Linked DNA regions of Homo sapiens: region 1 is linked to region 2. A link is an interaction called in ENCODE POLR2A ChIA-PET data of the cell type or tissue named here. Cell type or tissue: A673. All regions are shown on one strand. Each heading gives the region's core, and the rest is flanking DNA. Links, peaks and the distances in the headings are about the cores only. Region 1 overlaps NPAS3 (neuronal PAS domain protein 3). Region 2 overlaps NPAS3 (neuronal PAS domain protein 3).

Region 1 (15,960 bases), core at 3,228-11,227, 510 kb after region 2:
AAGTGAGTACCATTTATTCACACCAGATTGTAAAATTAAGAAGAGCCAGAAGAATTGTTAGAGTAGTGGTTTTTATATCCTCAAAATGATTTTCATATATTTGTTGTATCTTTCATATCATTCTTTTTTTTCCCCTTATCGTTCTTGAGATACTTTTTTTTTTTTACTTGGCTTCTAGGACTCTGAAATCTTCCTATTGTCCTATCAAGTCATTGGCTGGATCTTCCCAAAGTCCTCATCATTTTCTGATCTATAAATATTGGCAGGTCTAGAGATCCTTTCCCAGAACTCATCCTTCTCTACACATTTATCTCTAGGTGACATCACGTAGCCTTCTGACTGTAAATGCCAGATACATACTGATAACTCTGAAATGTATACTTCCACAGCCCCAACCTCCAATCTTACTATAGATTCACATCCCATTGTATTGACATGACATCTCCTTAAAGTTAACTTGTGCAGAGTTGAACTCCAGATTCCCTCCATTCCAAACTCGTGTGTTTCCTAAGGACTTCACAATAGCTCAGGCAAAAAGCTTTGGAAACAGCCTTGTCTTTCTTGTCTCTCAAATCCACATCCAATTAACAGATTATGCTGAGTTTAGCCTTCAAAATATAACCTGAATTTCATTCCTTCTCGCCCCCTTCACCATACCTTAGTGTACGCCACCCTTCTCTCTCACCCGAACCTCTGCAACCCGAACCTCTGCAACGGTCCTCTGAACTAGTCTCTCTGCTTCCACTTTAACCTTTCCTAGTATACTGTCTACACAACAACTAGTGTAATCTTTTTATCACTCAGATCAGGTCTATACCCATCCTGAACCCTCCCAACATCCTCCCTTCCCTCTTAGAAAATCCAAAGCCTCTGTCTGGTCCTGGCTACTACTCCAAACTCACCCCTTTCTCATTCTGCTCCAGCAATTCCAACCTCCTTGCCTTTCCCAGATTCCATCAAGCCTACTCCCATGAGGGCTCTGCATGTTGCCCCCTCAGTGGCCTCTTCTCAGGGATCTGTATCACTTGCTCCATCACTTCATTGAGGTTCCTGCTTAAATGTTGCCTCTCAGAGAAGCTAAACATTTGGCATCCCATCAAAAATGTCATCCCCTATTGTACTCTATTCCTTTTACCTAGCCCCTTATATTTTTATAGCACTTTCCCTAATATCACATATGTATTTGTTGACTTTCTTCTCTGGCAGAAGGTAAGTTCCATGAAAGCAGAGTTTTGTTTGGTTCATTTGCCTGTTCCAAGTACCCAGCATACAGCAGGCACTAAATAAGTACTTGATAATTCTGAAAAATAAATAATTGAAACTCAGATACAGTGAACTGCATATGGTAGCCAGTTAATCAGTGCCAGAGCTGGGACTAGAAAGACTTCTTGCTTGTCAACACCCATGTATCCTCCATTTGACCACACTGCCTCCACACTTGAGCATATCTGCTGGGAATCAAGCAACTCTATAAAATAGAAATAAGGGTCTTTCTTTTGTTAATGGCTGGTATTTTTGTGTTTCTGGATTTTCTTTGTAAGAGAAAAATACTTGGAACACTATCTAAAATATCATCCCCTATTACTCTCTGTCACCCTATACTGCTTGATTTTTCTTTGCAGCATTTATCATGGCATTACATGTGCATTTGTCTATTTCTCTCTGCTAGAATGTAAGCTCTGGTGGAGGTATGGCTTTGTTATGTTTACATAGTAGGCACATAGTAGGCACTCTATGAGTGTTTGGTGAGTGAATCAACAAATCAAGAAATTTTACAATCTACCAATCATTCCCTCAGAAAGCAGAATTCTACCTTAGAAGAAACAAAATTTTCTATGAGAAGAATATATGTTTACAGACATTCTGCTGTCATAGTATCATTTATCTTAAAGCATGAGAAAATAATCATAATTTCTATTTATAATAATTTATAAATTACCTTCTATATGCCAAGTATGATATGTTCATTATCTTTGATCCTCACAATAATCCTGTGAAATAATTGCCATTATTACACTCATTTTACAAAGGAAGGAACTAAATGAAGCTCAGGGAAAAAAAAAGAAGTAACTTATTTAGGATCTCAGAGTTAGGAAGTGGTAAACTTGGGATTTATCCCAGAATCAACACTTCTGTGGCTTTGAAATTCATGAGTTTTTTAAAAAAATTACTTCATTAAAACTGGGACACCATTATTAAAAATAAATATTATTGTTCATAATAGGGAGATGGGAGGACTAGAACAAATGGTTGATTTTGCATTTCCTTCTGGTATGGCAGAAGGTTACCAATTTCAGATAAGATCTACAAGAGATACTACACAAACCTTGCAGATGGCCACAGTGAACAAAGAGTAATTTCTTCCTTCTTATTACTGTGTTAACTGCATTCATTCCCATCCTCACTACTCCCGTGTTCTCCTTGTAAGTACGTTTAACACTTTTTGCAAGTCACAGAAATAGTATATCCATAGCTCTTTATCAACTTTCTCAGGTCAAATTAACCCTACTTTCGATGTAGAAATGACTAACATAACCGAAGATCTAATGGTGATGTGGTCATGCACACAGTGTGTAGGTGCTACCAACTGTTGCAGACACAGTTCATCTCAGAACAGAAAGCATGAAACTGTAAGTATCAATATAGAGTACCCCAGTAGGGTCAAACCAATGTAGGTACCCTTGGTGTTTTCATATGAAACTAAGTACTGGGAATATGTGAATAACTTTATTGTGTGCTCTCACACCAAAAAGTTATAGAGCATATATTTATCATATCTAAGGACTCACATATAGTTGTGTGGCTTTGATTTCTTAAAAATTAGATTTGTGAAATTATGTTTTGAAAAGAGTTGGCCTTTGCTGAAACAGATCAAATAGTCAGATTATACTAATTTATTATGACTATCCACTTTAAATTCTGTCATCAAAGCCAAACTGAAAAAGCAAAAAAGAAAAGAAGGAAAACAACCAGGAATATTGTCAATTGAGTCAGAATACTGTGAGTAGACAGGTCCTTTAAACATGAATTCCATCCTGGATGAATCTATTATGGATGTGACTTCACAAGGAAGCAAAATTACTTAATTCATTATCAACCTACCCTGATTTAGATCTATGCATGTGAAAATCTCTGTCACTAATTTTAATTGCACTATTCCCTCTCTACAGGGTACTGTTAAATTGGTTTGGTGAAATAGTAGTGAATCACATCAAAGTGGTGGGCTACATTTTATAATATATCTAAATAACTATCCCATTTTCCCAGCATGTTGCCATGCATTTTAAGTATTAATATTATGACTCCAGTTTAGAAGAATGTAGCCTTTTTCTTTAAAATAAATTTTCTTGCTCTTTTAGCACTGTTAAAATTGGGCTGGATTTTAAGTGGCTAACGAGTAATAAAAGAGCAGTATCTGCTGCAGGGAACCACAAAAAACATGCTGGTGGGCACATAAAATATGTTCATGCAAGTCACTTGCAGATACATCATTCTGATACAGTAATGGTTTTTCCAAACTAAGTGGGCTCCCTTTTGTAGCTATACTTTATTATCTGGATTCTTATTTTCTCTCTTACCCTTGGATCTTTAAAGAGAAGCATGTTTTCTCACATGCACATTTGTAAATTCAGAGAAGCAAGAAAGGGTCAAGAGAAAAGCAGCAAACTCATGATTCAGATTTGAGAACTTGCATAGGCACTGCCACTATCGTGCATCTATGACTTAAATTCTGTGCATTGTTTTAGCTTCTCCAACTAATGAAATGATAAAAGATCCTTGAACTTTTCTTATATAAAAATGTAGCCCTTTAAAAAAGTTGCTAGAGTCCTGGCATCTATTTCCTTACGGGGAGGCACTGTGGTCCAAGGAAGAAGCTTAGGTGTGAAAAGCAGGAGGCCTAAATTCCAGAGCCTGCCTAAACTCTAAACTCATTTCCTGGCCAGCTGGGAGAACCTTCCCTCAGAGTATGGGTGTTTAGCTATATCATTTATGCAACTGAGATGACTCTGAGTTTTATAAAGCTTGTGCTTGGATCAGCTTAGGTAATGCTTTAAGTCAAGACTAAAAGGAGGCTAGTTATGAAGTGAGAAGAATAATGCATATGAGAAGGGGATGGGTCTGAACTGAGGCAGGGTCTATGGAAACAGCGGGTAGCGGCCAATTGTAAAGATAATTAGGACTTGGAAGCCAGCTAGATATGGGAGGCCAGAGAAAAGGGGAGGGAAATTAGGATGGCAGGCAGTTAATTGATGGTAGTATTAATAGGAAAGGAGATACAGGCTAGGAAAAGAGCATGTTCACGGACATGTTTACCTTGAGATGTCTGGTGTTAAATTCAATTTAGCCTAATGCTGCCTCCTTACATATTCTAAGTCCAGCCTAAATGTTTCTCCGTACATAGTGAACTGTAACTGTGTAAACAGACTGTAACCTACTCTTGTACCAATCACTGTGTTTTGGCCAAAGGCAGCCAACTGTTCAAACCATATTCAAATAAGGCAAACACTGAGCTGTAACCAATCCTGCTGTTTCTGTACCACACTTGCGTTTCCTGTGTGTCACTTTCTTTTTTTCTGTCCATAAATCCTCTCTGGCCATGCCACAGTGTAGTGTCTCTCCAAACAGCATCTTCTGGTTTGGGGAAAGGGGGCTGTCCGATTTGCAAATCATTCTGTTAAATTTAATTTGTCTGACATTTTAACATCATAAAACTACAGGGAAAGAGTTAGGAAATTGGGGTCTAGAATTTAGATGAGAAATCAGTATAGTCAACCAGATTTGGGAGTCACTATTTCATTGAAAGTTTTTTTGTTGGACATTCATTCAGCAACCACTGAGTGACTGCTTACCACATGCCATGCACTTATTCCGGTCCTGGAGATACAACAAAACAAGTACCCCTGCCTTCAGGTAGTTACAATCTAGGGAATACAGAATTGTTTATCCAGAGATTAAAGCCAAATCTATCATTTTTAATGAGTTTATTCTACATACAAGCCCTATAGCACTATAGCAGTGGGATATTCATGACCTTTGTCTAAACTATTTGGTTTGACTACAGATTTAGTTTCTGAATCAGAGTCATAATCTTAAGTATCTCTTAGAAGGGCCAGATGAGAAATGAATGTTTACTTTAAAAAAATCACATAATTCTCTAGGTTGTTCAAGATGGAATAAATATTATAGCTTCCAATTTATAGATAAGAAAATGGGGCCTCTGAAATTTTCTCCAAGTCATAGAGCCTATAAAGAGCAGAGTCAGGATTCAAACCTAGATTTTATTCCACTTCTACAGCTTTTAACTCCTACCCTGTGTGGACTGAGAACAGAAGAGACCTACAGAGAAAGGTTGAGAGAGGCCCCTGTTTAAGGGAGGCCAGCAGAGGATGAACTCAGAACCAACAAAAGGAAGAAAGTGCCAAGAGATTTAAAAGAGAGGAGATTTGCACCAGAAACCAGTGGGAGACAGTGAGTCTGGGGAAGAGCGGGGGAGTCAGGGGACAGCCCACACAGTCAAAGGCTCCCAGAGGAGTCAAGCCACACACTGTGCAGACCAGCCACTGGAGTTAGAGATCAGGAAGTCAATGGCACAAACACATGGACCGTCAGGGACCAGGACTGCAGAAAGATCCACAGGTGGCAACAGCAATTGAAAGAATATACCAAGTAATTTAATTGGCGAGAAAGTGGGAAGTAAATTGGAAATGCTGGGCCAAAGTAAGGGGAGGAATTAGTCAAGACAACAGTTTAGCTGACATAATTCTGCTTTGTAAAATTGTAAAGAGATTTCGATTCTTTTTTAAGCAAAACTGTCAGTATCACTACCCTTTGGTAGAGTTTTGTTTCTCCCAAAGTAACTGCTTTGGAGGAAGACTATTCACTTCTTGCAACGTGTTGTCTACCAGAATTCCAGTGATATTTTGATGAAACAAAGTAAATGCTTATAAAATTAGGCCAGGAATGGTGGCTCACATCTGTAATCCCAGCACTTTGGGAGGCTGAGGCAGGAGGATCACTTGAGATCAGGAGTTCAAGACCAGCCTAGCCAACATGGTGAAACCCCATCTCTATTAAAAACACAGAAGCTAGCTGGGCATGGTGGTGCACACCTGTAGTCCCAGCCACTCGGGAGGCTGAGGGAAGAGAATTGCTTGAATCTGGGAGGCAGAGGTTGCAGTGAGCCGAGATCATGCTACTACACTCCAGCCTAAGTGACAGAGTGAGGCTCCATCTCAAAACAAAAAAAATTAAATGAAGCAAACATTCATTTCTCATCTGGCCCTTCTAAGAGATACTTAAGATTATGACTCTAATTCAGAAACTAAATCTGTAGCCAAACTAAGTAGTTTAGACAAAGGTCATGAATATCCCACTGCTATAATTATGAGTACTGTGATCAAGAAGGTGGTGTTCTTTGTGGAAGAAATGTACAGCGACTGAGTCTTTAAGAAAAGACTGCTGAATATTATATTAAAATCATGTGTACAATTCAAGCCATGATTTGCCTAAGATGCTGAGCAAAACAGGATTGAGAAACATGATTTCTGGCAGGAGAAAAAAGATTACAAGTGCTACGCAAGGAGGCTGGCCCCAAGCCTGGAATTTGATGAGCACTTGAAGGCATCACCTTGATCTTCATCAGCTTATTCATTGTTGTTGAAAATTTACAGTCACTTAATTTATCTATGTTTTGGAAAAAAGAAAAAACAGAACAATATCATAGTAATAACAATCAGCTTGATCTTTTTTTTTCTACTTTCTCTTTGAAAAAGTCATTAAGGATCATTCAAGAGCCCATCCTTTATTTCAGATTACATTAATAAGGAATATAACTAACTTAATTTTATAAATAGCTTGTCAAACAATATTGTCCCCCCAAATGGATATATTACAGTACATGCCAGAACAGAGGAAGGTGAGATAGAAAAGTGCTAATTTAATTATGCTAATACTGCTCTAGTAAGTGTGGAACCAGATGGTAGAGCAAGCAAACCAGGGAGGAATTTTTTAAAATCAGGTATTTTTTAATAAATATTTGTGCTCCAAATCTCTACATTATTAGCATTGGTGGAATTATTATCCTTTTTTAAGCATGTTATCTACAAGGCTGTTGGGAAGCTTCTCCTGGGGCTCCGAAAACAATACCCAAATGAAAGCCTCAGAAGCAAAGGACTCTTTCTGACCTCCTGCTCTCTTGTCTCTGGCCTCTCCTTCTCCCCAACAGCTAGCCACAGGAATCAGAATCCTTCTTCCCCAAGGTGAGTCATGGAAACCAGAACCCCCTTTCCCTGAAGCCAGCCATGAGACCTAAATACTACTCTCTTTCCCTTTGCCTTTCTGTGTGAAAACTGGCCATAAAGAAATTCTCTGACCTATCCCGTTTGACTGTAGGACTTAAGACCCTCATTCCAAAGAGAGTTCTGCCTTATACCCAGGAGGAAGAAATGCTGCACAGAGAGGCCAAGAAGAATCGGAACAGAGAGGCCTTGCTGGGTTTCCCCATTCAATCTATGAGCCTTAGATCAGACCCTTTTTATCCAGTCGTATTTCTATATGACTGTCCATACTTCTTTGTTGAACCTAAGCACACAAACAGACGGTTTCTCTGTATTTTGGGGTCTTCATTCTAAAGGTTCCCATAGTCATCTAAAATTATGATCAAATAAATTTCTATGCTTTTTATCCTATTAATCTTCCTTTTGTCACTTGATTTTCAAGGAACATTCAGAGGGTGAAGGGGAGGCATTCCTTTCAGCCCTATACTTAGAGGGTATTTGGTATTTCCAGTGATCCCTGTCTTCTGCCTGCCATCCATCCAGAAAGGTGTTCACTTCTCAAACTGGCTGACCTGAGATATCTGCAGACAGGACATCGTCCATTCTAGGATGGCCTGTCAAATAACTCATGGTTGTGATATGTGCTTAACAGGCTAAAGCCACAAAGTTATTTTAAAAAACAAAAAAGAAAACCAAAGCTGTTCTTTAATTACGATCTTCCAGAGGGAAAACATGTAATCTAGCCACCTTATCAATGGTCCTCATTCCTCTTCTGGTGAATTCTAAAAACCTATGTAATTAAGCTTTTTAAATACTAGAGCAGAATTTTGAAGTAGGAAGTCCCTTCCATCTCTCCCTTTTCCACTTAATGCTCTCTTCTTCCCTCTCTCCCTCCTTCTCCCTCTCTCTTACACACACACACCTTTATAACTCAAATGCCTTATTCATACTACACTGTTAATAACTATAAATATCATCACCACCAGGTGGAATTTATCTTTCCTCTTCTATTCTCTCAGAGTATTTTGTGGAAGTCCTTTGTGGTACACGGTGTTGGGGTGCCTTTCTACTACCCCTTCCTTTTATAGGGTCAATCACTCATTCCCCAGCTGCTGAAAGTGTGGCTGCCAATTGTTTACAGCTGTATCCTTCTCTCAAGCATTACTCTCAGTCTCTGGGAGCCAAGTCTTCTGGAAATGTCTGGGAGGCTATACTAGGAAGGAGAGGGTGGTAGGGGAATAAGTCAATGACTGACTTATCTGGGGTACAAAAGGCCAACCGCTTTCCTTAATTCCATGGAGAGTTTCTGCTCCAGAGCTCCCCATGGGATCAGACTGAGGCTGTCCTTCCCCTGCCCTGTCCTGTGTCCCTCGGTCTCTCACAGGTTTCACTTGAGAGCACTCCCTCACTACTGCACCCGCCCAAGAATCCCATCTTAGGCTCTGCTTCCAGAGAATCAGACCCCAAGACACCTCTGTTAAAGTATAGGTAGTTGTCACTTTGTAATTTGCATAGTTCTGTAAATCACTGGTTGAATGAGTATTTCAGTTTATTCTTGCCCTCCCTCCCCATACCCCCCTCCCTGCTTCCCTATTAGGACATTTGGGATTTTAACAGGTATTAATGCCTTAAGATAAAGTCATGAAAATACGAATAAAGCTTTTTGGCATTGGCAGCCATTGTTTTGTATATCAGAGGCCATCTGAAGTCATGCTCGTGAGCTGGAACCTCTTTGTCTTAATTCATTCCTAACACCCTGACTTGTATTCTCATTTTCTCATTGTTTCCCTAACTAATTATTTGAGCCAAGAACCTAAAACTACTAAATAGTATATAGGTCAATAATTATTAACCCCTCAAAGTCAAGTCACCTTATTTGCACATTTCCTTATCTAAATGCCTATGTTTAGTTCCTGCTCAAAGGAGCATGTGATTAACAGAGTGATTCATAGTGGTTCAAGACCTATTCTGACCTGAGTTCAAATCCCAGCTCTGCCACTTACTAAATTTGGGTGTTGGGAAAGATAAGTACATAGATCCATCTTTATCTTCTCCATGCCTCTGCTTTCTCATCTATAAAATGAGGAAGACAACAAGGTACCAACTTAGGAGGGTGTTGTGTGGATTAAACTTTAATATGGTAAAGGATTTTCACTAAAGCCTGACAGAGGGTATTTAACAGATTTTAGCTATTTTTATTTTGAAATTTCTATTTTAATTTATTTGAAATTTTATTTTGAAACACACTTTATGATACAATATTTTAGATAAAATAAGTCACTGTTTCCTAGGCGACTATGTATCAAAGTCCTACTAAGCATTTCTAAGCCTTGCCTGGAAATCGGGGAAACAAATGGAAGGGTGGATGCACTAGATCGCAGCTTTACCGGCCATACTTCAAGAAAGCATTAGTCTGCCATGACCTTTCACTTCAAGGGAATCAGTAATGACAGCTGGCACAGAAGATGTGAATTAGAGAGGCAAAAAAGCCCTTTCCAGGACTGCCTTCCTCCTCTGTCTCTCTCAGAGAAGCAAGGAGGGTAAACGCACAGAGAAAATATTACAATAGGGAATATCAACATCGTCCTTCAGCTTAAACACATACAAATGAGCTTTCAATTTTCCAGTATCCATGACCTAGACTGGCATGGAAAAAACAGAAACATCTTCTCCAAGTTCCTAAGCTCCTTAAGAACTTAGGTAGAGGCTACGTCAAGTATATTTGGGCATCTTTCTCACAGTGTTCAGTAAGTGATAGGCATATCATAGCTGACTGATAAGTTCCTCATGGAGTGACATGAAGCAAATCTGCAAACCAGTAGAGGAGTGGTTACATTTGAATGCAAAAAAAAGAGATACAATAAAGGAGAAATAAAGAAATCCATAGCAAATAAACATCAAAGACAAGGCCAATTGTATGGCAATGAAGACAACAGGAACCATGAGAAACCACAGAATAAAGGGTCCTGCCACCTCAAAGACTTGATAATTTTACATAATTATGTCTTACTATATTAGTTTTATTTACAAAATCTTCTATGGAGAGATAGCATCTCGTAAATTTATACAGGAAGGAGTCAAAAAGTCTAAGCTGGGGAAGAGATCAAGCAGGTCTGTATTCATTAAGAGAGAAAGCAGCCAGTAACAAGAGCAGGCTCCAAGACTTCAGATCAAAAAGGCAGCAGAAATGCTGTCCTGGGACTGGGCATCCTTGTCCAATGGACAAGAGAAGGGGCTTTAATGACAAGGTCACTGGGAGGTTAAATCACCTGGGGCCAAGTTCACATAAGACCTACACCTCTTTGGGAAAGTCCCCTATCACAGGCCATTCTGAAACTTAGCAGCTGAAAAAAAAATCAAGAAGAATATAGTAATTATGTTTTTAATTTTTATGTCATCCTTAGGCATACAGTAGGAGATAAAATGAAACTTGTTGTATGGACAAGTAGATGCCAAATTCTTCACAAGTCTGAGAGGAACTAGAGTGAGTACGACTGGCTCTTCACTATGTAGGAGCAGAGTGGCCAAGACTCACTTCATCCCAATATGTGCCGATAGCACTCCTCTGCATGCCCAATGCTGGGCTCCACGTTTTGCTGGATTCAAACAATTACACATGCAGATCCCCACCTCAGGAAATCTGTAATACAGTTTAAGGTGGTTACAATCTAGTCAGTGATTTAAATATAAAAAGATAATATTTTAAATTGTTTCAAACTTAAATTCTTTTGAAAATTTTTATTTAGTGAGACAAGCTCCAGAAAAATGTGTCAATAAATTCTATTCTACCTTCATGAAGAAGAATATTGGCTTATATTATAAAGGCATATAGGGGAAAAAAGCTTAATTTCATGGTTGAGATTTCATAAGCATTTGGAGTGCCTACAAAGTCTTTCAATTCATGCAAACACAGCTCCTCCCTGTTCTTAATTCTCTATTCTACATTTTGATGAGATGACAGAAAGGACACTAGATGTCTACAGTCCTCTCATAAGTCAAGATCCTTAAATGCTGGTGCTGCTACCTCAGCAGCATTAAATTTCAAAAATCTTCTATCTGTATATATTCACTTAATATATTCTCATTTGTACATTTATGTAGTAAAATTCACACCATAAAATATATAGAAAGTACAATGAGCTGGAAGCAATATCTTCTAGTATTCTTAATACCCCAAGAATAGCCTGACCTTGATATGCCCAGCTTCCCCAAAGTCTTAAAATTATACAATGTGAATTGTGGCATTTAATTTATTTTATTCTATATGCTTTAAAATGCAACCATTGATTTTTAAAAGCCTTTGGGCAATATACAATAGCAGATTTCATAAACTACAGGGTAAAAATGACAAAGCCATAATAACAAATGTCAAGCTGGCAATTACCCATCCCAAACAATTCTTTGCCTTGCTAAGTCAGATATTCCAAATGTGTCTCTTTTGGATAGAAAATGAGAGAGAATTTTTTAAGGCAGCAACTTTCCTAACAGTCCTCTGCATTCAGACCTTTGATATTTATCTCTAAAGCTGATCAATAAGAGCTGTTGACAATACCCAGGATAGGAATACAAATATCTGTAGTGGCTAGAGTACTAGCCATACAAGATTCCATTAACAGTGCTCTATAAAAATATTTGAGATTTCCTTGGGGAGTCTTTAACAAGCTCATCAGATGGAGAGATAAAGGGTCAAGACCTATATTGGCCATGCATTAGCTGAATGACCTTGATCCAATCACTCTCCATGAGCCTCAGTTTTCTTATCTCATCTGTAAAATGAGGTGATTGAACCAAGTGTACATAAGGAATATAGTAAAGTATCAGATACAGTAGGCAATAATTAAATTGTATTTAGTTTTTAAATACTGCTTTTACTTCATCTATGTAAGTTCCTGAAGCAGTAAAATGGCAACCATATCTAAAATGGCATAATCATCTTTGGCTTAGAGGTAAGGATTCTCATTGATGGGTTATGGTGTGAGACTTGGAACCTAGATATGAGCTCTCTCTTCAATCTGAATTATTCTATTTTAGTCTCCTACAAGAAGGATAATTTTGGCTTAGCAGTTGATATTTTTCTCAGGTATTCAAAGCTGTTGAAATGGTCCTAGGTGGGAGGTCCACAAATTAAAACACATCCTTTCACTGCTATCATATATAAAAAGGAAGGAAATTGTGCATTTAAACTCATCCTTTACATTGTTTTAGCCAGTTAGGCCTCTTTAATTTCAGATTAAGTTAAAAGTGAGCTTCAAGAATGGGAAATGCAATGACTTCCCCAAAGGACATCACACTTTTATAACAATTCTGCAATGTTAGCTTCTGAAGCACAAAATTTATCTTAGAGTATAGTCTAAATAAATGTGTGTGTATATGTATTTATATATTTTTATTTATATTACATATTTAAGTATATAAATAAGTGCATATACATATGTAAGTATACAATATATACCTATCTCTACTTCTTATATAAATATATATTATCTAAAATGTAATTTTCTTTAAAGTGCCACTAATAAAGGAAATCATGGACAGTGATTTCCAAGGTAATCTAATGATAGACTATCAGAAAGCCAACGTAGATTCCTTTTTTAAGGGGTTGATTTAAATATTTCAAGTAAAAAAGTAACAAAGAAAGTAGCAGAATATAGTAGTCACAAGCTTGGGCCCCAGATCTACATTGCTGACTTATGCATGCTGGCTCTACAATTTACCTTGGGTGAATTACTAATCTCTCCACCTCACTTTTCTCAAGTATAGAAAAATAGTACTTCCCCGCTAGTACTGGTGTGAGAATTCAGTAAGTGAACACATGTACAGCCCATAAGACAGAGCCTAATTTATCAAATGTTAGCTTTTACTTTATTTGCTGTTATAAAATGAAAAAAAAATGTAATGCATTGCTCTTACCAAATATCACAGAAAAGGTTAAGTTCAAAGCCATTAGCATATAATAGAGATTGTGAAATCCATAGGGAGAAAAAATATATTGTAAAAGATGAAGAAAATATGACTCCTTAGAAAATTTTACAGAGCAGTTAATACTATTACTAAACTGAAAAGTAATGTCAAAGCCCATGTTTTAAGTCTACTTGATAGTTCTTTGAAGTGATGCCAGAGAGCAGAGTTCAGTGACAGAGTTTCAGAAGTCCGAAGTGTTAGGATAATTCTGGTACCCAGTTAGGGATTGTCCTTATTGCTACCTTTCCCCTACTAGCCAAGGGGCTAGGCTTGGATGAGTATCTCCTCATCACAGCAGCTGCCTTGAATTAACACGAGGGACCTTGTTTCAAGAAAGCTACCAAAGAAGAAAAGAGTATTCTCAGTAGGTAGTAGTGATGATGGTAGCTAGAACTTAAACAGCACTCACTCACTCTGTGCCTGCCTTTCTGCTAGGCTCTTTTCCATATTACCTCAAGAAATATGACCAGTTACTGAGAGAAACTTATGGAGAGAAACTCTGGGAACTCAGGAAGAATAATGGAAGTGGGGACCAGGCTACAAAGTGCAGTTGGAGGCCTTAGGTCCCTGGTCTCTGAGGAACTCTCCAAGTGAGGAGACCAAGACTGCCCTGATGAAGTGGGAGGCAAGAGGTCAGGCTGCCACTGGGCCTGATGGCTCAGAAAAGGAGAGGAAGGAAATGAATATCTGTAGATCACCTTCTATCATTCACATTTATAGTGTGAAAGGATTTGCTAGAAGGAGAAGAAAAAAGCAACAGCTCAGCAGAGGGAGTTCAAGACAGATTTAAGCCACTTCCCCAAATATCCCTAGTACCATTCAGACACTAACTCTTCTCATTATATCTACCTCTCCTAATAAAATCTAGTTAAATCATATGAGTATAGACTATTAATAATCTAAATAACATCACAGTACATAATATTAAATGGAAGCATTTGGGTTTATTTTCTTTAAAACATCTGTCTGGATTATCATTCTCAAATCAGTTACTTTTTCTTTTTTTTATTATTATACTTTAAGTTTTAGGGCATAGGTGCACAGCATGCAGGTTTTTTACATATGTATACATGTGCTATGTTGGTGTGCTGCACCCATTAACTCATCATTTACATTAGGTATATCTCCTAATGCTATCCTTCCCCCCTCCCCCTACCCCACAACAGGCCCCAGTGTGTGATGTTCCCCTTCCTGTGTCCATGTGTTCTCACTGTTCAATTCTCACCTATGAGTGAGAACATGCGGTGTTTGGTTTTTTGTCCTTGCAATCGTTTGCTGAGAATGATGGTATCCAGCTTCATCCATGTCTCTACAAAGGATATGAACTCATCATTTTTTATGGCCGCATAGTATTCCATGGTGCATATGTGCCACATTTTCTTAATCCAGTCTATCATTGTTGGACATTTGGGCTGGTTCCAAGTCTTTGCTATTGTGAATAGTGCCGCAATAAACATATGTGTGCATGTGTCCTTATAGCAGCATGATTTATAATCCTTTGGGTATATACCCAGTAATGGGATGGCTGGGTCAAATGGTCATTTGCAATTGCTTCAAAGAGAATAAAATACCTAGGAATCCAACTTACAAGGGATGTGAAGGACCTCTTCAAGGAGAACTACAAACCACTGCTCAACAAAATAAAAGAGGATACAAACAAATGGAACAACATTCCATGCTCATGGGTAGGAAGAATCAGTATCATGAAAATGGCCATACTACCCAAGATAATTTATAGATTCAATGCCATCCCCATCAAGCTACCAATGACTTTCTTCACAGAATTGGAAAAAAACTACTTTAAAGTTCATATGGAACCAAAAAAGAGCCTGCATTGCCAAGTCAATCCTAAGCCAAAAGAACAAAGCTGGAGGCATCACGCTACCTGACTTCAAACTATACTACAAGGCTACAGTAACCAAAACAGCGTGGTACTGGTACCAAAACAGAGATATAGACCAATAGAACAGAACAGAGGCCTCAGAAATAATGCCACACATCTACAACTATCTGATCTTTGACAAACCTGAGAAAAACAAGCAATGGAGAAAGGATTCCCTATTTAATAAATGGTGCTGAGAAAACTGGTTAGCCATACGTAGAAAGCTGAAACTGGATCCCTTCCTTACACCTTATACAAAAATTAATTCAAGATGGATTAAAGACTTAAATGTTAGACCTAAAACCATAAAAACTCTAGAAGAAAACCTAGGCAATACCATTCAGGACACAGGCATGGGCAAGGACTTCATGTCTAAAACACCAAAAGCAATGGCAACAAAAGCCAAAATTGACAAATGGGATCTAATTAAAGTAAAGAGCTTCTGCACAGCAAAAGAAACTACCATCAGAGTGAACAGGCAACCTATAGAATGGGAGAAAATTTTTGAAATCTACTCATCTGACAAAGGGCAAATATCCAGAATCTACAAAGGACTCAAATTTACAAGAAAAAAACAAACAACCCCATCAACAAGTGGGCAAAGGATATGAACAGACACTCCTCAAAAGAAGACATTTATGCAGCCAAAAGACACATGAAAAAATGCTCATCATCACTGGCCATCAGAGAAATGCAAATCAAAACCACAATGAGATACCATCTCACACCAGTTAGAATGGCAATCATTAAAAAATCAGTTACTTTTTCAAATCATTTTTAAATAAACCACTCTTATTTTCATTAAGAAAATTAAAATTCTTCATTTTGGTTTTCTTGGAA
Region 2 (15,960 bases), core at 95-8,094:
TTTATTCACTCTGGAAAGAGGGATTTACCTCTACTTGCCTTTGAATGAGAAAGAGATGCTTATCAGTCATTTTCACTAATAAGTTTACAACAGTGACAACTGTATGGCAGGTGGTATGTAGGTCTATGAAAGCGCAAAGGGCGTCTGACTTGGGCTGGGTGCATTCTTCACCTCCCTTTAACAATTAAGTGTTATCAAGTACTGAAGCAGTTAATCTGATTAGGGCATAGGCAGAAGTGAAAACAGACAAAAGGGATGATGTGGACCTTATACTCAGATTTATTTTGTCTCTGGTGGACCCTGTGCTTCTGGAGGCAATCATTTTGTTAACTCCACTAAACAAACATCTTTAAAAAGAAATACATGAGTAGTGAGGCACAGGTATGTAAAAACTAGTGTTTCAGAAAGTCAGAAACATTTCCAGGATCCCAGACAAATTCCATTTGTTCATCTGTTATGTAGATTTTTAGAAATCCAAGTACTTTATTGTGAAAACATAGATTCTTCCATGTAGCAGTCATTGTTGGTCGTCTGCTCAACAGCTATTCTGCCACTTCCTTCTGGATAACAAAAGTCTGATTTTGGGTTTTATGTTTGATGGCCTCCTCCTAAATCCCAGGAGAATAAACCTCGATTGTTTAAGCCAGATACAGTAATTCTACCCGCTTGCCAGTGAGTGGCTTAGGCTTGGTCACTCGACACACGGGACTATGAGACACAAGAGGCTTCTCCCTGCTGTGGGGTGGTGGGGAAGTGCTTCTGGAAATGTTTTCTGTGAGCTCCAAAATGAACACAAAACATCGACTGACCCCTTCCGCACTTTGGACATTGCCCTATGAGGAACTGATGATGGGGATGCTATCTTGATCTTTTGATCAAGTCTTTTGATCATGAAGAGAAAGTTAAGTCATTTTTACTGGGATTTTCTGTTACTTGTAACCAGGTGCATTCTAGTCGATATGCCCCACCAAAAGTTCTAGGAAGCCAGAGAAGATGTGGGAGTTCATGAAGAGATTTGAATGACCTGATCTTTAGTTAACCCTGCATGTATGGGAAAACTGTTGCATGTTAGACACATACATGAATTAAATCCTATGCCACTCATTTAAGTTAAAAAAAGTTTGATGTTTTTTGAGATATGTGAGGTATCATTGAATGTTTTCAGGAAACAATTTAAAAAATAGTTTGTATAAGATTGAGAACACGATGCCATTATAAGAAGTAATGGAATTGATTTTATTTAGGTTAACTGATTTAGGTGAAAATGGATGACTCAGAAGTATTGATTTTTTTTTTTTTTTTTTTTTGAGATGGAGTCTCACTCTGTCACCCAGGCTGGAGTGCAGTGGCATGATCTTGGCTCACTGCAAGCTCCACCTCCCGGGTTCACACCATTCTCCTGTCTCAGCCTCCTGAGTAGCTGGGATTACAGGCACCTGCCACCATGCCCAGCTAATTTTTGTATTTTTTAGTAGAGATGGGGTTTCACTGTGTTGGCCAGGCTGGTCTCGAACTCCTGACCTTGTGATCCACCCGCCTTGGCCTCCCAAAGTGCTGGGATTACAAGCATGAGCCACCATGCCCGGCCAGAAGTATTGATTTTGTTTTCTTCTTCTGATCGTGCCTTATAAGAGCAATGGGTTATTTTTTGTTGAATACAAGGTTTTAAAAAAACTATAAAAGCAGCTACTAGGCTGGGCGCAGTGGCTCATGCCTGTAATCCCAGCCCGTTGGGAGGCCCAGGTAGGTGGATCACCTGAGGTTGGGAGCTCGAGACCAGCCTGACCAACATGGAGAAACTCCGTCCCTACTAAAAATACAAAATTAGCCGGGCGTGGTGGCGCATGCCTGTAATCCCAGCTACTCGGGAGGCTGAGGCAGGAGAATTGCTTGAACTCGGGAGGCGGAGGTTGTGGTGAGCCGAGATCGTGCCATTGTACTCCAGCCTGGGCAACAAGAGTGAAACTCTGTCTCAAAAAAAAAAAAAAAAAAAAAATAAATAAATAAATAAATAAATAAAAATAACAATAAAAAATAAAAGCAGCTACTAATTGAAATAATAATGAGAAGCTTGCGAATCCATGTGAGAATTTTATTAGAATTTGTCAGTCAAATCAAAGTTCTGGCTTGCTCTCTGGGGAGACAGAAAAGATCATGTGTTTGTGTTCTATGTCTCTCCTATGCTCTTCTAAGCCTGCAATGCCTTAGACCACTCCTCCATCTCTCTTGCCATCCTCTTTCAAAGTCCAGGGAAAATCTGCCTCCCCTGGGGCTTTTTCTCCATCCTCCCCTTAGTTGCTTTCACCTCTGGGGTTTCTGTGTTTTGTCTGCACATCTTAACAGACCTCATTTCATACTAGCTATTCAGAATTGGCTGTTTCATGCTGCCTTCTCTATTAGTATGTAAGCTCCTCGAAGGTGGACACCATACCTTAGTTGCTTTTGAAACCTCACAGCAATGACACAGGCTTTGCATTAGTAAGTGCTCACAAATGTTAGATAAACTTGAATAGGAAAAAAACGACTGCTCATATTCACTCATACAGTCAAGTACACAGGAAAGTATTCGCCCAAGGGAAAAAAACGGTAAGATCTTTTGCTTACTAGGTTGGATATTAGTACTATGTATACTCTGTTAAATTTTTCCTGTTGATATTTAAAACTTTATATCTTTGTAAAGAAGTCAGCTTCTTAATCCTATTCTTGTTTCATTGGAATACTGATCGAGTACCCTGAGAGTTATTTCACTACTCACCTTTTGCTACTGTTCTCAGAATTCATCCAATTTGAGAGGAAAAGAAAACCCTTCAGATACTCAGTTTGTATTTACTGTTTACGTCGTGTAAAATAGTGCCGTCTAAAGACTAGTATGGTCTGTACTTTTCAAGCTTTCACATGAATACGAGTCAGCTGGGGATCTTGCTAACTGCAGATTCTGATTGGGGAAGGCCTTAAAATGTGCGTCTCTGAGTTCCCAGGGGGTGCTGACACCACTGCCCCACTGATGCACAGTGTAGTAAGCGCAGCAGGGATGCGCCGCTGGAGCTCAACCCTCTTGCTGGTCTCTGACTCCGTGCTTGCCTGCCCATGGACTTGAAAAGCCAAAACAAGCACTGTCTCCCTGCCGGTACCCGCCCCCCCACACCACCCCCCCAAAAAACTAAGACAAAATAATACAAATTCATCCCTGCATAAAAACCTGCCTTTATCTTGCCTCCTTGTGACGGTTTTTTCGGTTAATGGCCAGGCACACGATGAAGGCTGACTTGGCTTCTGAAGAAAGTCAGACATGGTAGCTATTACATGCATTTCCTTTCATGGGAATTTTCATATTCATATGGCAGAAGGGGAACACTTACTTGCTCTGGGAAGAGTCCAGCCAATGACCAGGTTGCAGCTAAATCCCTGAAGACCCACCCCTGAAGAAAGGCTGAGATCAGAAAACAGAAAAAAGTCCCCCGTGCTATCTGCATTTGGCCCACCCATCAAACTTTCCACCTTTTCTCTTTCCTTCACTTGCAGCTTCCGTTTCTGTGTGCAGTGGCTGCATACCCAAACCAACAATTAAATTCCCCCTTTGTTTGTGTGGCAGATGACAAATGCATGGAGGACATCTTGTGTTGCCTAGGCAGGCAGGGCACTTACTTTGATTGATGCTCGGTTGTGGAAAAAAATGAGCTGGGAAGGAATTACAATGGAGGGCCTGCAGACTGGAAGGGGATATACTAATTAGTCCCGCATTAAGCAGTCTGCTTGCATTTGGCGATGAGACGCCTTCAGGAGGGAAGTGTAGGGGTTATTGATGCAAAACAGCATGGAATGCATTATATCAGGTAGCTGTATATTAGTTTTGTTAGAAAGTATAGAAGTTTGTAATTAAGAAATAAACACTTAAGCTACTGTTTTTTTCTTTTTTTTAAAAAAAAACAACCCCCAAGTATGTTGGATAGGCCATGCTTTTTAACTGCATGTGATCTCAAAGGCAATCTGAAGTCCTTCTGTCTTTCTGAAATAACTCTTCCAGAGTTTTCTGAGACTGGGTCAGGTGCTAGGAAGGAAAAAACTGCCACCACACCTACAGTCTCTGGCTCCTTTTCTCTGAAATCCCACAGCTCCAGAGCCTTGAGCCTCCCTGGTGGAGCAGAACATCATAAAGAGAAAGGAAGTTTTCCCCTAGGCCACTCTTTAAGGTTTTAGAAAGTTGTTGCTGATTGGACCCACAAAGAACCCTAGGGATATCTCGAGACAAATTCAGCTCCTTCTCTAGACAAAGGGCTGGATTAAATGGGAATAAAGAGCAGTGCAAAGCATGCATCTCTGTTTGGTTTAGCACTCCATTTTTGGGGGGCTACAGGCAGAAGTAGAGTGGTAGATGGTTGCACTGAAACGTCTCATAATTGAAGAGCCACACAGACACCATAAGTAACTGGAGTGTGTAACTGTGGGAAGCTGTGAGTGATCATCTCCCAAGCCAGTACCTCCTGAGCAATGGAGAACTGGAGGGAGGAAGAGGTGAAGATGCCCCAATAATTACTAATGTGAATGGTTTAAAATTCTAACCTTTAAATGTTGATTTGACCTGAATAATTGGTGAAATTGGTTTTAAATGAAAGAAATCACAGACGTCTTTGGTCACAGTGTGAAAGAAGGGGCCCTAGAACTCCCTAGGCTTTAGAGTTCCAGTGTAGTTTCACTAACATACCATGTTGGCGTCAATAATGTGATTCTTACTGATTCTTTCTGTTGAAATCCAGTGAACTATCAGTCATCTCATGTTAACTTAGTGGAAGAGTAGATGCTCTAAAGTTCTTGGTTCAATTTATCAGAGTTGTAATCCTGGCACAGCTGATATTCCTCTTTACTTTTCTTATTCTAGAGACAAGTTCATTTATGGATTTACAGATGCCTAGGCAAGGAAAAAAGATATAAGTGATAAAGATAGTATTTTTAGTTATCAAAGACTATTAAGTCTTTTAAAAAAACGCTTTATCAAACTGGGGCATAAGACAGATATTAAAAAATCAGAAATATTACCAGATGACTACAACCTATCTTTCAGGACAGAACCAGGAATTGTGCCAATAGCTCTAGGAAGAAAAACTAAATAGTTAATGTGGTTTATTTTTTAACCATCCCTTTGTTTTAGAATTCTATCTTATTCTTGACCTGATTCTATGTCGCCATGACCTTCTCCTGCCAAGAAGGCACAGTTGAGGCATCCTTCAGTAATAGCCTAGGGCTTTGGAAAAGCAAGATGCTGTGCTGGCTTTTTGCCTTTTCTTCCAGTGTTTACACAACCAAGACTTATTACATGGTCTGTCATTTTGTTACTGGGCTGGCTTTGGTTTGAGAATTAGGTAAACATCAGACATTCCATCACACAATTTTAGACTCAATCTTACTTTATAATGATGTTAATGTTTATTGTACAAAGCGAGATGCATTTGTATATTTTAGCATTTTATTTCAGTCACAGAATGCAAAACCTGACACTGGAATCAGTTTGATTTTTTTGTGTGTGTGATTGAAGATATTAAGCACTACAAGAACGCTGAAATTTCAATCTGATTAGGATCAAACTTCTTCAGGATCAAAACACTCTTTTTCCTCCCCCTACAGTTTTACTAATTGTGTGCTACTTGACATTGTGGAGTTATTCCACAGCATGATAGCTAAATATGTGAAGTGTATTTTACTATGCAGAATTATCAGCTCATTCTATTTGTTTTTCATGTGTTTAAGGTTATTAAAAGAACTCAAAATTAGAAGTCATGTGTATGAGTTAAAAGAATGAACCCAATCATTGTTAGTAGGCTGAATCATAAAGCAATAGCCGGTATGTCAATATCAAGTAATGAAAAAAATCAGAATTTGAAAGCATACCTTCTCTGTTTATTAGTTGGCAAGATACCAGAAAAATTAGGAGAATAGCACAATAGTGAATGGTGGAGTGGTTTATTTTCAGCACTCTCAAATTATTCTGGGTACGGAAAATGAGATAAAAGTAAATCGGAAAGAAAGGCATCAAACATATTTGTTGGAGACCTTTGCTTAATGGGGAGAAATGAACTGCCCTCGCTCACTGTTCCTGAGGAATTGTGTTTCTTCAAGCTGTAAATCAAATCCCAGAGAGATAGCATGATGCATGATGTTTTCCAAATAATAACTGAGGAAGACAAAGTTCTTTTTTTTTTGTCAGCCTCAGGTTTCTGAATTTAGACCTTAATTAAGATTCCAAAATGAGAAGGCATCTCCCTCTGCACACATGGTCTATGACAGTGTCCTCAAAACAATATATTCATTTGTGAAGTCTGGATCTCTAGCCTGTATTATTCCAAAAATATATCCATGGCTTCTTCCAAAGATCCTGATTTTTTTCTCCATTTTCTCTAAACTCTGAGCAACAAAGAACCTGATGTTTCTTTTCAGGAAACCACATCATTTTTTTCCCCAATTAATTGAAGAGCCATCTGCTTCTACGATACACAACACCCATTCATTCTCAGCAACAAGTGTGTTCCCTAAATCCCTGGTGTGCAATATCAAGACACACACACTCCGTGTTGGGAGTAGAATCTGCTGTCTTGCAGGCAGGCTCTTTCCAGAGACGTGGTATATACAGATTCTGACACTGAACTTGGTTCCATGTCAGTGTTGCTAACGCAGGGTTAAAAACACAGTACAGGATGTTCATACTTTGAGGTGCTGGCTAGCTCAACATCTCCATGTTTCTGAGTTCGAAATGAAGAAATAATTGCAAAGGGCAGGAAAGATAAGAAATAGCTCTCTTTGACCAAGATAAGAAAGGGGAGAGGAGGTAAATACAAAGGCCACTTGGCTGGCTTTTTCTGTATAAATGCTTCAACTTTAGGCTGTACCATCTCATTTGTGGCACCTTGCATGTACAGCCGTGTGTTGTTTAATGATGGGGATACATTCTAAGAAATGCATCACTAGGGTATTTCATCATTGTGTGGATACCACAGAGTGCACTTACATAAACCTAGATGGTGTAGCCTACTACACACTTGGGCTATATGGTATAGGCTAATGCTCCTAGACCAAAAGCTGTACAGCATGTTACTCTACTGAATACTGGTAGGCAACTGTAACACAGTGGTAAGTATTTGTATATCTAAACACAGAAAAGGTACAGTAAAAATGCAGTATTACAATCTCATGGGACCACCATCATATATGTGGTAGGTAGTTGACCAAAACATGGCTAAGTGGCATGTGACTGTATTTAAATTCAGAGGTCTGAACTGGGGTTAGAAGCTTCCAGGGACATGGATAGGGGGTAGGGGAGACTCATCTTCAGGAAGAATCTCCTGAATGGTCATATAAAGGACCTCTGGTCAGAAGAGGGCCACCAGATCAGTGCTCTAGTCAGACCCCTTCCATGGACAGTGCGAACAGCCAGGGCGGTTGGATGCGGGGTCCTGCATGGTTCTGCTGGTGTGTTGCTGGAGCCAGCCACACCACTGATGCTCCTGCTTTGCTCACATGCACAGAAGGTCTTTTGGAGTTCAGCCTGTGGCTCAGGGGCTGGGAGCCATATTCAAAGAGCTGAGATAAGTTTCTGTTCCCCAGGAGTTGGGGGATGGAGATACCTACTCTTCTGAATAACTCTCTTTCCAGAAACAGCGAAAGCACTGTCTTCGAGAGCTGCTGTGTCCACACAACATTTTCTCTAAAGAACGTGCTCTGCCCCATCTCCCTGGCTTCCCCTCACCCCAGTTTTGTGGCTGGTCAAATAGGCATTTTTATAAGGCTCTGGCTTATTTGAACTTGTCTTCTCCCATGTGTACTTTGAAACTGAGACCACAAATTTCAGAGTGGAAGTTGTTCTCCAGAAAATGAAAGGGTCAAGGTAGCACTTAAGACAAAGGTTTCCCCACCACTTTATAGGAGAGACAGCAAAAGACACCACAGAATTCTGGGTGAGTGCCTAAAGATCCAGCAATTTCTCTAGGCCTGAGGTCCAACTTTCAATCTAATTCTAACACGCGTTGAAATGATTTATGTCTCACTTTTTCTCACTGCACACTGACAGTCATCTGAAATGTACACAGGAAAGATGAAGGGAAAAATCAGCACTGAAACCAAACAAGCCTCAGAGATTGCTGACACCAGCCGGGGTTATTCCCCCACACAGGAGGTACTTACAGTCCAAGTGACTGTGCCTGATGCCCTCCACGTCTTCAGCATGGATGAAGTGGTAGCATCTCTTCCCTACGATATCTACAGGGGTCAGATCCATATAATCACTAATCCTACAAAGAGAAGAACACAGGCTGGAATTCAGAAAGGAGGAAATATAAAGAAACTGTCAAATAACTTAGAAACAGTTCTACTGACACATTTCATTATACTACTGTACCCGTGAGGAGGTGGCACTGTGAGGGAAACCCTTTATACATAAGATTATTTCTTTAACACGTAACAGTCTTTTTTCAAAAGTAGGAAATGCGTTAGATCAAGCGATTGTGTTTCAACAATTAGATAGGTTTTTCTCTTTCTTTGGCATTAAGAATGCACATTTAGACAACATAATTTCATGAAATTATTGAGAATCAGTAACAATGCAAGATCCTCATTACAGGCCAAGATAATTCAAGGTTACATAATAAAATAAAAACATGTTATGTTTATACCAAATGATTAGAGACACCTTTCATTTAAACAGATTGGTCTTCTATTGGGTATTTCCATGAAAAAGGGCTTCAGCAGCTTCTTGGCACAAAGTCCAAATTGGCATTTCAAGGGATATAATTTAAATGCTGAGACATACAGATGCCTGGGGGTATTATCTTTTTTAGTCTTAGTCATTTGGGAGCTCGGCTTTCACTCCTGGCCCTTTTAACTGGTACTTTGTGGTGGATTCCACACAAAAACTTTTAAACCATTTCAGCAGCTCTTCCAGGCTTGTGCTCGACAGTACGTGTGTGTAAAAGCCTCTGTCACTGACTGTCCAGACGTCGATGTCCTCAGGCAGAGCATGGAAAAATAGAGCCCAAATTGGAAACCGTGTTGGGGGAATCCGCCTGGTTTACACAAACATGTCAAAATGCTTGTTACCCTCTGTATTACCAAGTGCAGATTCCTTTTGGTCAGTCCAAAGTGGAATATATTTTTTGTTTAATTTATTCTCTTTACTCTTCATGTGTTTTTTTTTTTTATGACTTACGGCATATGGTCTATTGAAATATGAAGTAAATCTTTAGAAATGACACATTTAAGAAACACATGTGATCATTGTTGGAGAGTTTTCTGGCCCCCAAGGCAGGGAAATAAGAAAGAAAAACAAACAAAAAAAGAAACATAATTAAAATATATTACCCATCGAGTGAATTTCTCAGTGTCTAGCAATTCAAATAATATTTTTGGCCAAACTAGGATTTTAGGTAAGATAAGATTAACTGGGGAAATAAAAAGGAGGGTTTTCTAAGGATTTCATGGGTTTCAGGTATGACACAGATTAGTCGGTGTTTTCTTAAAACCATTAGCTATCTTCCAAGCACAGTTAAACCCCCTTTCTGCAAATGAGGGAACAAGGATGTCATTAAAAGACCCTCCCTCACTGGTGTTTCTGAAATTTGCCAGCTCCTCTGAAAGCATTAGATGTCGGCTTTGCCTGAGGCCGTCCTTGGGAATGCAGAGAAGAATGGTCTGCAGAGTCAAGGAGCAAGGCTTAGTTTCTAGTTAACAATTCCCTAATTAAATAATAAACCCCAGGAAAAAGCCACTCCATTCTTTAGGGAAGGCATTTCTTTAGTTTATTCTTTTCTTGAATTAAATCCTTAAAAAACGATCCAAGCCCTTCTCTGTACCAGAGCCTGTTACTGTGGTGAATGCGACTAGCCCGGCATTTGAGGGTCTCTTAACACATATCTCAAAAGCACCAGACCAGTTGGATGACCTACACCAGGATCAGAATCCTGATGGCACCTTTTACTCTGAGACTCAGTTTCTTCTTCTGTAAAATAATCCAAAAGGTTGGTGAGGGGATGAATGAATGGAATGAAATTAACACAGCATAGTGCCTGGCACACAATATGCTTTTCCTCAGATCAAATATGCAATTACCTTTCATACAGGTATTTTTCATAATTACTATCATCTGTAGATGGGAAATAATGCTGTATTGTATTGGCTAATAAAGGGGACTGTGAAAAGCTTTTTTTTTTTTTTTTTTTTTTTTTTTTTTTTTTTTTTTTAAGAGGAAGAAAAACGCCAAAAGCAGGTCACAGAAAATGATCTCAATTACTAGAGTGGCACCATGAGGCACTCGGGTCCATGGAGCTTGTCAAAAGAATTAATGAGTTGATCACAGGAATGAAAATTAAGTGATGTTTTGGGATAGGACAATCATTGGAAGTTTGGTAAATAAGACGAGGCCCTGTTCTTTGGAGGGAGAGGTGGCTGGTAGCTAAATCAAGGGAGCTGATGTGTGTTTTCAAAAAAGCAAAGCCACAGTCCATCCTCTGATTTGATGTCTGTCTTCCCTGGTTGGATCTCCTTCTCCAGCATTCTACATTTTTAATTAGAGAAGAAATAGCTTTGTGGGCTGTAACTTGGTTCTTTCATGGGTACATATGTATGAAAAGTCCCCCTCAGAGGTTATTCTTTCTGGTCATTTGCCATTCAGTCTGACTTCTGAAGAAAAAGAAGAGACTCCAGGAGACTCCACAGGATGTAGCTAACTACATGGGCTTTTGAATCTCTTGGCTGAGGATGAGACAGTCAACGTTTCTCTCTTAGCTGAAATTGCCCAAAGGCAATGGAGACAGCAGCAGCACCTGCCTCACAGGACTGTCCTAAAGCTTAAGTGAAATTGTGCAGGTGATGAGCTTTGCACACGCCCCATGTGTAGTAAGTGATCAGTAAACGCCAGCCATCTTTATTAGGAACTGCCAACTCCAGCGAATCATTCTGGCTAACGCATGTTTCCTGGTGTTCTGTGGCCCTTCCAGAATATCTCAGACATACCCACGATGTCACGATCATAAACATTTTAATAAATGCCAACAAAATTTGAAATGCAGATTCAGAGTTTCTTATCAAATAACAGCAACAGGTTCATGAGATCTTCCACCCTATTGAACACTCATAGCTCAGGTGGGTTATCTTTTCCCAGGGTGAATTATTTCCTTTGAATCAGGTCCTGTTCAGAAATGATAGGCAGTTTCCAACTCGATCTCAACATCTTCAGCGCTTCCCAGTGGACTGAATGCAGGGGCTATCTTCTTGGTTAGTCTCTGGAGAGGTCAGTTCCCCAAGTCACTTGACCATTCGGATCTTCAGTTTCTCCTCTGAAGGCACTTGCAGGGCTCAGTGAATAAGCCTGACAACAGCGCTGCAAAAGCATCCTCCCCAAATTGACGCAGTATTTCTCCCTGTGGCACCCGGGGAAGGATAGTATCGCCAGAGCTTCCTTCCCACACCTGGTATGTGGGCGGCTCCTCTCCACGGCCCTCCCTGCACCCCATGGTTTCCTCTTCCAATCAGTCTGATAAGGGGCTGCTGACTTCTAGGTGAAAGGTCTGAAGGGGCAATGTCCCATTTCCTTGTCCCTTGCTTTGTGCTTAATGGAAAAAGTGAACTTTTTAACCAGAGGCTAAAAAGTCCTTTTATAAAAGCTTAGTCTTGAGGAAGAACTGCCAACTCATTTGTATGATGAGTCATCTTTTTTTAATTTATAAAAGTGAAATCCTCAGGATGACAAAGTTTTATTTAATAGCTTTGTAAATTTCTTTTTCATCCTTTTTCCTCTGTGGACCTCAGATTCTCATTTGTTCTTTCCATGCTTAGCGTCTGTGTGAACACTGACCACCATGAGGCCAGGCCCTCGAATTAGGCAGAAGTGGGTCCCGATGAGGCATCAGGCAATACATTTTACTGCATCATTTTGCCAATGGCATCTAAGCCCTGCTCTCTCCTTGGGTTCTCAGCCAAAATGGACCTTCTTTATAGCATATGGATGTCTGGGTATCCCGATTCATTTAATTGTTGTCCCTAACGTAAATCAGGGCAGCAATGTAAATTTTAAATAAAAAGCATGTTTGGTGTCAGTCCAAGTGGCCATTAAAAACAAGATCAGGATTTAGAATGAACCTCACTGGGAGAGTACCATCCTTCAGACGGCTGAAACACAACCCTCACCAATGTGCAACGTGCAACAGGGCAAATGAAAACAAAAACAAAGTACCTATTTTCACAGTAAATGATATTGAGGTCCATATTTACTCGAGTGACGAACATATGGCAGTCAATTCTGACTTCATTGATCGTAGGGGGAGGCAAGGCATGCGCAACAACCACGAGACCCATGATTTGGCTGGGGACGGTCCTCCCGTGGGACAGCGACACTCTCAGGCGTAGCCGGCCTGTTATGTGAATCACCTGTAAAACAACATTAAGTACAGGACACCAGTCAAATTTACATCCCAGATATAACAGCATTTCTTATGAGAAATGCAAAATTACATCTGGAACAACCAACATTAGCTTGTATCTTCTGTAATCATAATGGCTGTCGGCATGCCCTCAGTGTCCTTGTGGCAAGAGACAAAAAAGAAATAGTATTATTACATTCCAGGCGTTCCTCAAGGCAGCATTCTTATGGTGCTGTTGCTATTTTTTTAAGGACTTTTTTTTCACATTAAGGGAAAACTCATAACCAAATAAAATGACCAATAAGTTGAGCACTGAGCTGCAAAAGGAAACATGTGCATTATTAGCCCTTATTAATGGACGACATCTGTCTCTCTCCAGGTCTGTACTTGAGTGGGATTACATGGCCATCTCCTTTCAGATGTGTGGTTTCTGAGCCCTCCTTCGTTCAGGGGTTGATATTGTAAAAGGCCAAAGGCTCCAATGAATAAAACACTCAGTGGCAATGACATGAATGGGTTCTTTCAAGGATAGATATTTCCTGTTATGCAGCACTGAGTTCCCAGTGGTACAGTGATTTATTGCAGTGCCCTATGGGGTTGATGGTCAGAGGACTTTGGCCCATGATTTGTCCCTGGAGCTCATACTAAAGTAGGGTCAGGAAGACTTGAACCATCTTAGTGGCAGCTCAGAGGTATTTGCCTGGAAATAGGAAGGAAAATATTGGGCTGTAATTTTCAGTTTCTTGGCCAAAATAGTCCAGGCCACCCGGAACCAAGCAAACTTTGCATATAAACTGCACATAGAAGAGCCATAGCGACAACTTCCTCAAATGATGCTCTGGGGAAACAAAATCATAAAAGGGTAAAAAATAGGCAGGATTTGTGCCACTATGCCTTAGGTTGCAGAAGGAAGGGCTGGGTGGGGGTGTGCGTGCACACATGTGCATATCAACTCTAGCTGTGTTCCCACGACTCTGCTATAGTGTGGGGAATCCTCCAAAGCCAAGTCATAGAGGTAACTGCCATGATTCACAGTACCATGGAGCTCAGTTTAGTGGCTGAGTGTCCATATGTGCTTTGCCGCTCCAAATGCATCACTGAGTGCCACGCTATCTTTTGAGATTCTGCTTTTCCTCCTTTGCTATAAGGAACTGGAGTGGGAAGTAGGTCTCGTGCCTCCCAGGAACAATATGATCTCGCGTCTGCTCTCCTTCCCAGGGGCTCCACTGGCAATTCCTTTTCCATTTTATTTTTGTTTCTTTTAAGTTACTTGGTTTTCCAATAGTGGGCCCACACTACTGTCAGTCAGGAAGCAGGATCAAAGCTTACAGGGCTGCCCTTCAGAGTTCTAGCTGCTTCAGCTAATACCTTTTCCCTGTCACCCTTCACGTCGGCGCCCACAGCTGTGGATCTGGAAGCACCAATAAGGAGGATTATTTAGGTTATTTCAGCAGCAGCTTTTCGACCACCCACATTTGAAGTTGACTAAATTCATACTTAATGCACCTTTGCTTTAAGCTTTGGTCAGATGAGCTACTTTATGAATATTTGAAGATGTTCCTAGAGGCAAGGATGCTAAAACACCATCACAGACACACGTTTGTGCAAGACCTCATTAACTAATAGAGAAATAGCTAAAAGAAATGGGATTAACTTCACAGGAGGGGTGTTAACAGTCGCTGGTCCTCCTCCCAGCTAGGCTTACATAGATGCTCATTTATCATTATCTGTCTTGTTTTATCAGGAACACTCAGCTTTTTGGAAAAACACAGATCTATAAATGCTCAGGAAAACACACATCCAGAAATGATATGCTAAATAAATCCCCACTTGGTATTCTATTCCAAAGCAATTTAAAGGCGTCTGGGTTGGAAAACATTTGGGGAAGGCAGACAGGCTACCGGGAGGGAGCTGTCAGCATGTCAGATTGACCTGGCCTCTGATCTCCAGCTTTGCCTGTGGCCATCATGGTACTGAAGGGGGCCAAAGTTGGGTCCAGTAGGAGTCTATTGAAGGGGGTCAAAGTTGGGTCCAGTAAGAGTCTCGACTCGCAATTTTCTGATTCCGTTACCACGGGCAAGTCACGCAGCCTCTCTGTGTCTCAATTTCCTTTTCTGTGAAATGGAGATAACGGTGACTATAAACTGTAAAGAATTCTACACATTTTATTATTACGTCTCTGTTTGCCTTTAAAAATATCGACCAGTAAGGACAAGGACCAAGTATTAATTTGGTGTTTTTCAAAAGCCTAATTAGTGACTGACTATTTTAAAGGATCATAAAATTTCACATTTGGAAGAAAATTTGGGAGGGTCTATCTTCGCTCCTTTCCCTTTTTATTTTCAGGTGAAGAAGGAGGCTCCAGAAGGCTCATCCCTGTCCAAAGTCACCTAGCTTGTAAATGGCAAATAGTGCCTGGAACTATGTTTCCATGTCTTGTTTAAGAGTCACTTCAACTTAGTTATACCTGTGTGCATATTCACATTGAATGAAACATTAGAAATAGATACCACATGCCAATTTTTTTTTTTTTGAGATGGAGTCTCGCTCTGTCGCCCAGGCTGGAGTTTAGTGGCGTGATCTCGGCTCACTGCAAGCTCTGCGTCCCAGGTTCACGCCATTCTCCTGCCTCAGCCTCCTGAGTAGCTGGGACCACAGGCCCCGCCACCATGCCCAGCTAATTTTTTTGTATTTTTAGTAGAGACGGGGTTTCACCATGTTAGCCAGGATGGTCTCAATCTCCTGATCTCGTGATCCTCCTGCCTCGGCCTCCCAAAGTGCTGGGATTACAAGCATGAGCCACAGCGCCCAGCCACCAGATGCCAGTTTATTAAGTAAACTGTATATGAACTTTTGAAAAGATTTCATTTATAACTAGAAGCTCAAGTTATTTGAAAAATCTTTGAGAAGTAATATAAACTAAAAAGAAAACAAAGAAAATTACCAAAGCAGTAACTAAATAGTTGTCAAGAAATGTCAAAGAACAATCAGAGGGTGTGTTTGTCTGTCTGTGTGTATGTGTGGGTTTGAGGGAGGGTGGAATTGAAGAGAAGAAAGGGATATCTGTTAGATCCCACAATTTTTAGGTTTAAATTAACATATTTTTTTCCAAATTCATTTCATAATGCCAACAGAGCTTTTTTTCCTCAGGTGACAGGTTATGTTCAAATTTCAGAAACAAGTCTGACAGCATGTATCCAAACATGTAGATCGCTGAATTTTTCATTTTATAGTTGCCTTTAAGGCCTGAGATGTACAGAAAAGAATATTGTCAAGATGGCCTGGGTTCAAATCCTAGCTCTGGCACTTAATAGCCGCACAACTGTGATACTAAGACAATTGAAATGACTTGCTTTGTTTCCAGGTTAGTATATCAAAGATTTAAAACCTAGTACAAAAAAATAAGTGTGTTGCAAAGATTTTTTGTTTTGTTTTGTTTTGAGATGGAGTCTTACTCACTCTGTAGTCCAGGCTGGAGTGCGGTGGTGTGATCTCGGCTCACTGCAACCACCGTCTCCCAGGTTCAAGCAGTTCTCCTGCCTCAGCCTCCCGAGTTGCTGGG

What was found. Peaks named below come from ENCODE experiments on the same cell type or tissue, not always from the same donor. Only the 100,000 strongest peaks of a DNase experiment are listed, where the experiment ranks them.
Region 1: POLR2A ChIA-PET joins it to region 2 with 13 read pairs; 2 of 35 experiments call an interaction of 5 or more read pairs at or near these places.

What each region holds. Positions count from the first base shown.
Region 1 is chr14:33,262,710-33,278,669 of GRCh38, reverse strand. All of the region lies in intron 3 of NPAS3 (neuronal PAS domain protein 3), which reads right to left. Among named protein-coding and RNA genes, the nearest start is that of NPAS3, 330 kb to the right of the region's middle. In A673, for the core only: no CTCF peak of the experiment used is centred there; no DNase peak of the experiment used is centred there.
Region 2 is chr14:33,770,782-33,786,741 of GRCh38, reverse strand. NPAS3 (neuronal PAS domain protein 3) reads right to left here. Exons shown (of 12, transcript NM_001164749.2): 8 at 12,212-12,405; 9 at 8,170-8,276. Among named protein-coding and RNA genes, the nearest start is that of SNORA89, 70 kb to the right of the region's middle. In A673, for the core only: no CTCF peak of the experiment used is centred there; a DNase peak (open chromatin) is centred at 3,671.